Regions from separate parts of the Homo sapiens genome. Here region 1 is linked to region 2. Evidence: chromatin loops called from intact Hi-C (ENCODE). Cell type or tissue: heart left ventricle. All regions are shown on one strand. Each heading gives the region's core, and the rest is flanking DNA. Links, peaks and the distances in the headings are about the cores only. Region 1 overlaps NEDD4L (NEDD4 like E3 ubiquitin protein ligase). Region 2 overlaps NEDD4L (NEDD4 like E3 ubiquitin protein ligase).

Evidence for each region. Peaks named below come from ENCODE experiments on the same cell type or tissue, not always from the same donor. Only the 100,000 strongest peaks of a DNase experiment are listed, where the experiment ranks them.
Region 1: it touches region 2 in a loop (2.0-fold over the local background); 35 of 110 quality-filtered maps call a loop at or near these places.

The regions. Positions count from the first base shown.
Region 1 is chr18:58,301,815-58,307,189 of GRCh38, forward strand. The region is part of intron 5 of NEDD4L (NEDD4 like E3 ubiquitin protein ligase); the gene reads left to right. Among named protein-coding and RNA genes, the nearest start is that of MIR122HG, 140 kb to the right of the region's middle. In heart left ventricle, for the core only: no CTCF peak of the experiment used is centred there; no DNase peak of the experiment used is centred there.
Region 2 is chr18:58,253,141-58,258,515 of GRCh38, forward strand. The region is part of intron 5 of NEDD4L (NEDD4 like E3 ubiquitin protein ligase); the gene reads left to right. Among named protein-coding and RNA genes, the nearest start is that of MIR122HG, 190 kb to the right of the region's middle. In heart left ventricle, for the core only: no CTCF peak of the experiment used is centred there; DNase peaks (open chromatin) are centred at 2,191 and 2,831; H3K4me3 peaks cover 3,638 bases; H3K27ac peaks cover 3,697 bases.

The sequences.
Region 1 (5,375 bases), core at 91-5,090, 49 kb after region 2:
GACCAAGAAACTGTGCCCAGGCCCCAAGCCCAGCTCTGTCATCAGAGGTGAGTTACCACTGGTGCCATGCCCTTTGATTCCCTACAGGCGCCCTATGGAGGTGCCCACCAGTGTGCACTTGGAAGTGTGATGGAACGCATCACATCCCCTTGTTGCCCCTGCCCCGGTGATAGGGGGATTCACTAAGAACTTCAGCATAGTGAGAGAATGTAACTGAAGCTCCTGGGTTAGTGCTGCTTGGTATCCCAGTTACTTTGTAGATTTCGGAATCTTTTGTCGTCTAGCCTGAGGATTACTGTTGATGACACAATTTTCTTTGGGATTATAGGCTTCATGTTTCATACAACCAGCATATACGTAAATGGCCTCTTCAGTGTATCATGTATACACATTGGTGAATAGCTTCCCACTAGATAATGTTTTAAAGGGGAAAAAAAGAAGTCATTTCTAAAATCCCAAGAGAGTGTCCCCGTTTTGAGGTTAGAGCACGTTTTTTAGCCTTATTTAGTCTTGCATCTTGCTCCTTATGCTACCTTTCATTGCTTTATGAAATTATTTTTTAAGGGATACTTTCTAACATTCCATCCCACTTTTTTTAAAGCTCGTTCATATACTTTGTCCTCACAGAATAGAACAGGGTTTCTCAAATTGCACACACTGAACTCTGCAACACAACAGTTCCTTCATTGGAGACCAGATGAATTGAACCACTGGCTTTCTGAAAATAACTGTATGCTTTCCAGTTGGCCAGCCTTGGCAGGGACCCACTACTACTCCTATTTCTCAACAGTCAATTTAAAATATTGACAGTAGCTTAATAACATTCAATAGTAACTTGCAGCAGCCTTTCATATACCCTGACATCTGAGATATGTACCAGTTTATGAAATAGAACACGCAGATGGTCTTAGCCCCATTTTCCAGATGAGGACCCTTGTCCAGGGAAGGATTGGTGCCCATTTAGCTAGCTCTTTCCCAGCAAGCAACAGTACCCAAGGCTCCATGCCCCAGGCCTGGGAGGACCCCTCCCACGGCGTACTTCAGATCTCCACCTGTGACTTTGAACACATGCTTCGAGGTGATGTACTTCTTGGAGATAGTGCTTTCCTCATCTCTTCTACCTTGTAGTCGTCAGTAGAGGGCATGCAGTGCAACAGAAGTGGATTTCAGGACTGAGACTAGGGTGAGGCAAGAGAGGCATCAGAATGCAAAAGTGAAGTAGACACCTGCCGTCAGCACTGGGCAGCCCTGCTCCTGGGGCCTTACTTGACTCATCCTGGTGGGTTTTCCAAATGGCAGAGGTGCACAACCACTTCTTGCAAGCATGGGCACTTGAATTGTAGCCCATGTACACAGTGATTCTTGGAAAAAGTCATGAGTAATGAATGGAACTTTTCTCTCCCAGGTTGATCTTGTGTTTTGAGACATAAAGAGTCAAAGGTTGGTGCCTAGGATGCTCATTCTTATTGTTTTTGGTAGTTTGATTGTTGAAGGCTTTTGACACGACATTGAAGTGAATATTTGGGGCATTTTGCTCCTCTGGGCTTTTCTCTAAAGCACCCTCACATTTCCTCTCTCATGTTCCTGGGCTTTCCTGGCTTTGATGCTAGCCCCACTGTGTGTTCCCATTAATAGCCCTATGTAGCCTGGCTCCTTATTCTGGAAACTGTGTAACTTTTGCTCTTGATCTTAAACACAACTCAGTCTTGCAAGGAGCTCCGCCTTTGGTCTCAGCTTCTTGGGGATTTCCCTGGCAGCCACATAGTGAACTATGTCACACTCTCTGTTTTACCCGTTAATAAGGAAATACTCTGGTACATGGAGCTTTGCTTGCTGATCTTTTTCTAAGTACTCTGGGGGCAAAAGGAAAAGCAGCTAGAGGATAAGGATGTAACTTTCTTCAAATTAAGCCATCCTGACCCGTGGTAGAGATTAGCCACTAAGAAATAGTGGAAACAAATAACTGTTTCACTCTTGAGTGTTAGCATGGAAGAGATTCTGGTTGAAATCCTAGTCCTGCCACTTTCTGGTTACAGAAACTTACATTACTTTTCTTTTGATGTTTCAAGGAGATAGGAGTTAAAGAAAAATGAACACCAGATTACTAGAACATTCTTATAGAGTTGCCCAAAGATGGAATGGACACCTTCCAGAGTGGAGGGGAGGGAGTAGGATTGGACAGTAGTCCTCAACTGGGAGCACTTCTTCCCCCTGACCCCACACCTGCCTCCCAGGGACGTTTGACAGTTTTGGATTGCACAAAACTGAGGGGTGAGAGTTGCTGCTATATCTAGTGAGCAGAAGCCAGAGATGCTTCCAAATACCTTACGAAGCATAGGACAGCCCTCACGGAAAGAATTATCTAGCTCCAAATGTTAATGATGCTGACTTTGAGATACCCTAGTCAGAAGTAACATTTATTGGCCAGGGGCAGTGGCTCATACCTGTAATCTCAGCACTTTGGGAAGCCGAGGTGGGAGGATCACTTAAGCCCAGGACTTTGAGACCACCTGGACAAGACCCTGTCTCTACAAAAAAAAAAAAAAAAAATTAGCCTGATGTGGTAGTACATGCCTGTAGTCTTAGCTACTCAGGAGGCTGAAGTGGGAGGATTGCTTGGACCCAGGAGTTTGAGGCTACAGTGAGCTATGTTTGTGACACTGCACTTCAGCCTGGGCAACATAACAAGACTCTGTCTCAATTAAAAAAGAAAGAAAGAACATTTGTTGAATCTAATTTTCCCATGTAATATCAATGACTGTGCAAGATAAAGTGGTTTTTATCCTCACTTTGGATGAGATTGGCCTTTGGTGATTGAGAAACCTTCCTTTGGTTGTTCAGCTACTTCTAGATAGACATGGGATTTTAAACTAGCCATCTATATGTCCAAAACCCATCCGCTTTCCACAAACCCATTATGTAGTTAGCTCCCCATCACTGATGATGTTCAAAGCTAAGCAGGGTGAGCAACCACTTGAAAGAGGGGATGGATGAGGATACAAGCCTAAGATGTATGTTGCACTAAATGACTTTTGAGGTCCCTCCTAAAGATCACATTCTCTGGTTCTATTTTGAAATGGGATTTGTCTTTTTAGCCCCAGTGTTAGAGTGGCAGCCAGATATCCCTTGGCTATGACCAGTGAAATCCCTGTGCTTTGTGCACCTGTGAATCTTACTCCTATTAATATCCCAGCCCTATCAGGCCAGAGGGCTAGGGTTCCAAACAGGGGCAGCCAGAAATGCACCATCTTCTGCATCCCATCTGCATTCCGGGCCCAGGCAGTTATTTTTACCTCCATATGTAAATGGGCCCAGCGATTTCTCATTTAGGAGAACAGCAGAGGCACAAGTGAGGAGAGCTGGAGAAGGAGGGGAACCTATCATATACTCTGAGATTGCAATTTAGTATCAGTTTGCTGATCAGTGTCACTCCACTAGTTTAATAAGTAATTATAGTTTCTCTTTTGTGAACAAGGAAAACGGGTAGCTTCACCCAGTGGTTGTCAGCCCTGGCCAAAAATTAGAATAAGATAGAGGGCTTTTAAATCACACCTACAACTGAGCCCCTCCACCAGAAATTTAATTTTCTGAGGTGAGGCCTGGGTACAGTGATTTGAGAACTTTGCAGGGATTCCAGTGTCTAAGCAGCCTGGGCACCTCTGGTTAATGGCACACCTCAGTGCTGCGCATTCTGCTCCAGTACCTGCTGGTGTTACTCTGTCATAAAGAGACTAGAAAAAGAGTGAGTTGGGCCCTGTTTCTCAGTGTGTCTTCAGTGGATTGTAGGGAGAAGGAGGCCCATACTCTCTGCCTAAACGAGCACCTGCTAGACTCCGAAATCTAGTTAATGGAAGTTTCTCCTCATCCTTGGACATCCTTGTTTTATATGGTATACGTTCAAAATACATATAATCTTTGGTTTAATTTGTTTTACAAAGTTTTGAAGTTTTCCTCTCCACACTTTTCTCATCAAGCTGGTGTGTGGAAAGAAGGAATTTTTCTTTTCCATTGCTGTCATCTAAAATTGTTGTGTCGGGTGGGGAGGGGAGGGAGCCGGGAGACTTAGCTTTAACTACTTAGAAGTTTTCAGGGAAATGTTTTTATAACAACCTAGTTAATAGTTTGACTTTATGATAGATTCTGTTCCTTCATTATTTTGTCCTCCAGTGGCTTTTATACCCAGCAAAGTGGACCATGGTGTATGATTCAAGAAGGGTGAGGAGTATGTCTTTCTTTGGAAAGGCAGGGATGGAGGGTTGTGATTTAGAAAGGGTAAGCAGGAAAGGAGAGCCACAGAAGGCAAGCACTGTTCTCATGCCAGATCGGTTTCAAGGAAGAGGACATATGGAAGGATCTAGAAAATGATTTCTCTAGAATTGTCCATGTCCAAGTCCCCTGGAATGTCTTTGTATATCCCCAGAGCTGTGCATGCTCCAGTTTGAAGAGCTCTGCTTTAAAAGATATCAGGGGTGGGGGAGATGAGGGGGGTGAAGTAAAAGAATAAAAACTATTCAATTCCATTTGTTTTCTCTTTCAAGCTCATACGTTACTCATTTCATTTTTATATTAAAATATAGATGAGGAAGGAAGGGCACATGGCAAGATTTGGCAAGCATAATCCATGAGGGGATATGGAGTTGGGGATGGCAGCATAGCATACTAGGATTTTTGAGGAGGGATTCGGGGAGCCTGTTCATGTTTTCCTTACAACTCTGGTACATGAAGTACAGGTTCTGCATCATGATGGAAGACTGCCTGGGTTCATGTTTGGGCCACTACCTACTAGCTCTATGACTTTGGGCAAGTTTCTTTCTTCTTTTTTTTTTTTGAAATGGAATTTTGCTCTTGTCACCCAGGCTGGAGTGCAATGGTGCAATCTCAGCTCACTGTAACCTCTGCCTTTTGGGTTCAAGCAATTCTCCTGCCTCAGCCTCCCAAGTAGCTGAGATTACAGGCAACCGCCACCACGCCCGGCTAATTTTTGTATTTTTAGTACTTTAGTACAGACCGGGTTTCACCATGTTGGCCAGGCTGTTCTCGAACTCCTGACCTCAGGTGATTCACCCACCTCAGCTTCCCAAAGTGCTGGGATTACAGGCGTGAGCCACCATGCCCAGGCAAGTTTCTTAACCTCCTTATAGCAGTGTTTGGCACATGATAGATGAGCTACAGGTTGGCTTGTTATTCCTTGCAATCCTGAGTTTCTCCCCAGAGTAAAGCTGGAGCTTTTCCCCCAGCCAACTTTGGTGGAGTCCACTGGGCAGAGATGTGATTTCAGCCAAAATATGGCTAAAGGAGGAAAGGATCTGAGACAGCCAGGTGGAAATGGCTCCCCGGGAGAGCCTCTGACCGACCCGCACACTGGGAGGAGTGCG
Region 2 (5,375 bases), core at 165-5,164:
TTTAATAGCTGGACGTTAATAGAATATTTGAATTGGAGGAGCCTTATACAATAACTCATTTAACTCCTGTTGTTGTCGATGAGAAGAACCAGGTCTAGAGCCTTTACATAAACACATCAGTCAGTGGAGGTGCCAGGGTCTGACCTGCTGGCCTCCTAAGTCCCAGCCCAGTGATAGTTTGGGAATGTATTGAATCTCATATGATTAGTATTATTCTCCAAAAGAGAAAACTAACAGATTTTGGCCTACCATCCTAGTATCTTTTCCATTAAAGTATGGGATGTTGGGTGATGAACAGTCGTACAGTGTAACTAAACCACTTTTGTTGTATGCATCAAAGTACTTTCTTGTGAAATTGGATGAGAGATTCTGCTGAGGGTGCAGTTCTTGTCTCTCCATCTCTCATCCAGTGAGGACCAAGTGAGTTAAGCAGTATTGAGTAGTATAACAGTACGTTCCTGGAGACATGGGTGTGTCTGTAGACTAATCCTTATTCTCCAATTATTGAGTATAATATCTCTTGTTTAACATGAGGAAAGGGTCAAATTTGAGGAAAAATGGCCTCTTGTTTGATGTGTTTTAGTTCATTATTCTCTTCTATTAAGAGAAATTCACTGTTAAAAAATTGTTTCCCATTTCCGTATCTGAAATAATGACTGTAGTTGAGGTGATCTTGCCCTGGGTCTGAAATCATACTTCCAAACCAAAAAGGACTTTGAATACAAAACTTTTAAGAAATCTTGTATGAATACAAGCTATATCTGAAAAATTGTGTTTTATAATATTGATGCCTAGTTTTGCCCCAGGCCATCTGCAGTGTGGTTACTATGCAAAGAATGCTGGTGTTGCTGTTTTTTTTTTTTTCTTTGTTGGCTATTAACCCAGCGGAGACAATATGTGGCTATGGTAGTACTTGGAAGTTCTAGCATTACACAGACTAGCTTCCATTTCTCTCATAGAGGTCATTTTTGGCATTTAAAACACATACTTTTAGAAAACAGATTTGGATGTATGTAAACACAGGGTTAATCCACCACACTCTGGATGCTAGAGCTGTTGACAAAGTCATGCTTTGCAGATTTTAAAATAAACTTTTTGTTACTCTTACAGCTTGGTATTTTCCCCTCCTATTTTTTTTACCTCCTCTAAATAAACCTCTTTGTTAAATAATTGATGTTTCTGGATCATAGAAAATAGTAAGTTTAAAATACAGAATATTTCCAAGCTAACTACAAATCTGATGACAGTTTTTTGAGTGTGCACTTTTCCTTTTATTTCTTAGGTCCTTTTTGGTCCTTTGCAAACATAGTAAGATTCCATATTTGTGTCCCAACTGTGGTAATATTGCTGACTTCTTACTGGAAAACAGTCAGCTCTAGGTAGCATTTCTTCTGTGTGGTATTTAAGTTAAATTATTACCAAAAAAAAAAAAAAAAGCCCACATGCACTCCCTTCTTCAATTTTCCTTTTGTTTTTTGTTGTTTGTTTGTTTTTTGGTTGATGTTTTCTTTCCTACCTGACATATGGAAGACAATGTTTTCTCCAGCTGGGTTCATTTTCTCTTTGAAAAGGAGACACTTTGGTGTCTGCCAGTCATATGTGAGCTACACACACGTATACACCTTTTAAATGAAAAATGCTGTGATAGCAGGAGGGCTCTGCTTGGCTAACTGGTTGTGTAGCAAGTCGGGCCCCCTCCCCTCCACTTAGCTATTTTGTTACTTGTAGATCCTGCTCTAATTATTTAGCATTAAACGGACACTAACTCTGTAGGGTGTGTAATCGTATTTATAGTACTGTTTTATTAGTTTGCATTCCATCCTGGTAGTGTAGTGATGTCATAAATAACAGAAACATGGTATCCGATGCTTGGGAAGGGGTTTACCCGGTGGCCAAGCCATATTTTACTTGTCATTATTCCGTGTGGCGGAAGGTGGGAAAATACCGTGTGTGCTGTTAAACATGCCAGGTCCCTGCACTGGTTAGACAGAGTCTCAGTGCTGTGCTCCGTTGGGAAAGAAGTGCCCTGCGAATGTGATGTGGTTTAGATTTATAGCAGCGTGGCTTGCAGTGTGTTTGCTGCCTTAGTCAGCTGTGAGAGCGCCCTGCTGGGGCCACTCCTTTCTGATGGAAAAGCAGCAGCTGGGAAGGTGCTGTTTCAGGCTCTTGCTGTTTAAAAAAAAAAAAAAAGAGCGAGTAGGGGAAAACTCCTCTAAGTCCAGAAGCTGGCATTGGAGGGGGAGAGCGCGGTCATGTGGTTCTGGCCACCCTACCCTCTGTCACAGTGTGGATGAGAGCTTTTTGCTCTTATCCAATCATGCCTGGAATGCCGCTTGCCACTTGGGTTATTTCTGCTATCTGTCGCTCCCGGTGCCGCAGTGCTAACAGTTTGGCAGATGGGACACTTTTTCTTGGAATTTGTGTCTTTGGTTTGTGACTTCTGGCAGTGTCGGGCCTGTTGTTGCCGCTTGCCCTAGCCCTCCTGGCCCCCCTGGTCACCATGGCCCATCGGCTTCGGTTTCATTTTGGCTCTGGTCGCAGCAACACAGCCCCCGAATCAGACATCCTAGACCAGGAGAGAGAAGACGACTTCTTCATGGCATTCCACACCCTACCGCGGAGAAGCAGCCCGCACCCCTTCGCCCAGAACGGAGGGGAGGACGGCGGCGGAGGCCTGCAGGGAGGCGTGGGTGCGCTTAAGCGGAGCTCGTCCATGTTCATCCCGCAGCTCTTGACCAGCATCGACGCCCGCCCCACGTGCAGCTCCTCCGTGCAGATCTCCCTGCAGCGCAAGGCCACGGACGGGGCCACGGACGGGTGCGGGCCGCCCGAGGGCGCCGACGATGGGCCTCCATGCGCAACGCCCGACCCCAGGGACCAGGCCTCCGCCACTGCCACCACGAGGGCCTCGCCCCAGAGTGGCTCCCGGGAGCCCTCGCCGAGGGACACCCCCGGGAGCTCCCCTCCGAGGGCAGCCCGGGACCCAGGGCTCCAGGTCAACGGCACGTGCGGCCGCCGCGTGCGGTGCTCCGGCCCCGTGGACTGCGCGGAGGAGGCTGCCCCGGGCCTGCGCATCCAGCACCGCGCCTCCAGCGCCGACGTGCGCCAGGTGAGGCTGCTGCCCCTGGGCCCCGATGGCCAGGGCGGCCCGGCCGCGGCAGAGCCCAGGCGCTGGTCCCTGCAGCACGTTCCAGATGCTTCTGGAAGCTCTGGGAAGCGGTGTTTTGTCTTCCAGTTGCAGCAGCCCCAACAAGGCGCTTCGGGGCCAGGCAGCGACCTCAACTTTGGCTTCACGGGCACAAAGGGGGACAGGTTGGTGAGGTATCCTCGCATTCGGCTGGAGAGGAGCACCTCGTACCCCACGCAGCCCCGAAGCGAGCGAGGGAGCCCCACGGAAGATCGGGGAGCCCTGGAGGCATCGCCTCGAGCTGGCAGGATGGCTCCTGAAATCCGCAGGACGAACTCCGCGGAGAGGACTCCGCAGGGCCAGGGGTGCACATTTAAGATCAGGCAGGATCAGAACGCGGGGCAGCAGCATTTTAGAATTCTTGTAACCCGGGGGCCGGAAGAAGCTCCCCAGAATCCCGAGGAGAAAAGCGCCAAAAGCCCTGTTTCCACGGGAGCTGACACCACGGTAAGTTCACAGCGTGTTTACATGTGTTTACTGATTTCAACTTCGATGCTTACTCTGCGGCGTAACCAAAATAAAACCTCACCCTCTGTTCCGGGAGTTTCCCTGCTTCAGGCCAGTGGATCTGAATGTTTGGCCGAGTTCTGGCACGATGATTTGTGGTCCAGTGTTTGGTGCGCAAAACACCATTTCTGCAAATGTCTTCTGTAGGTCCTCAAAGTCAAAGAACTTTGTCTGTTTGGGAAATCCAAGCAGAATACCTTCCCCCTGCTTTTATTTTTCTGAATAGAAGAATTTCGAATAAAATTTGTTACTTTAATCTGCCAAAAAACAAGTCAGTGCCCCAACGTGCTGATGTTGGAATTGCATTTAAAAAGCTGCTTGCAAGTATAGCCTGTGACAATACTTTAAAAATAATCAGTTCTCGGAAAGGGGAGGATATTGCAAAGGACCTCAGTTTCGTCTCTTAATAGTTAAAATAGGTGAACGTAAAGTTTAGTGGAATTTGATTATCTGTCATGGCCTGTTTGCTGCAGGAGGTCAGGTCAGTCGTTGTTATATAATTTGCTTTGTTTTTTGTCCCATTAAGTAATACTGAACGAGAGTAGTGTCGCTTGTGGGATAGTGACATTACTATCCCACAAGTGACACTGCTAAGATACTAACAGATGCGTTTTTAAAGCACATTGGGTTATGGCCCAAGGCTAGGGGAAACTGATGGGGACTCGTTAATGGTCAGATGGCGTGGCGTGCAATTTAACACTGCACACTTGAGTGTCCAAGCCGAGGATGCTGTATATAGAATAGTAAGTACCCTGTCTCCAGCTGTGGAGAAATAGACGCCTTAGAACAGATTCTGGCCTTCCTGTTTCTCTGTTCCTGATCGCTCCCTTTCAGTGAAATGGAGTACAGAGAGACAGCTGCACGCTCCATCGACCAGGCATATGATGACTCTGCAGCTTTCGTGGTTTAGAGTGGAATGAAAAGTTTAATCAGTTTGGTTTCTTTTACTAGTAATCACTAGCCAGTGAGTGCTTTCTCCTAAAGAACAAGCTCCTTATATTTTGAATTGGATATTTTTTCTCCTGAATTTCATGTGACTGCCAGTTTGAGGATATGATTAGTAAATGTCTAGGGGACTTTTCTTTGGATTTCACTTATGAATTGTGATTTTGAAAAGTGAGCGTCTGAGTATTACTCTAGAATTGTATTGTCTTTTATTGCTTTGTGTTCAGAAATAAGTTTCGTCTTTCAAGTAAACTTTATCACTCCTCCATCATTGGTTTTCATCATTTTGAAGATACAATCAGATGCTTAATGAAAATTTATTTTTCTTCTTCTCTTTCCTTCCATGTATCTCCTTTCTTTCATTATCTCAAACTCTTCTATTGGGAAATGGCTAAGTGCTTTGTCTTGGTCTGAACCTATACCATGTATTACACAATGGTACAAATTTTGACAGTGTTTTGATATTATAGTAGCCTTTAACGCCCACCCCCAACAAATTACCATCATGACAGTTGTAGGCTTTGTTCGGCAACACAATTCCATGCTGAACTTGGACCACTTACCGCATGAAGATTGACAAAAATATATTTCCTAAAGTTTGATAACTATTCAATTATATTACCAAAAACTGAAATCACTTTGCAGTTCTGATGTGGAAGACAAAGGGATTCATACAATTAAACTCAAAAAAGTTCAAACTCATTTGGTTTGAACTTTCAAATGTAATTAGAAAACA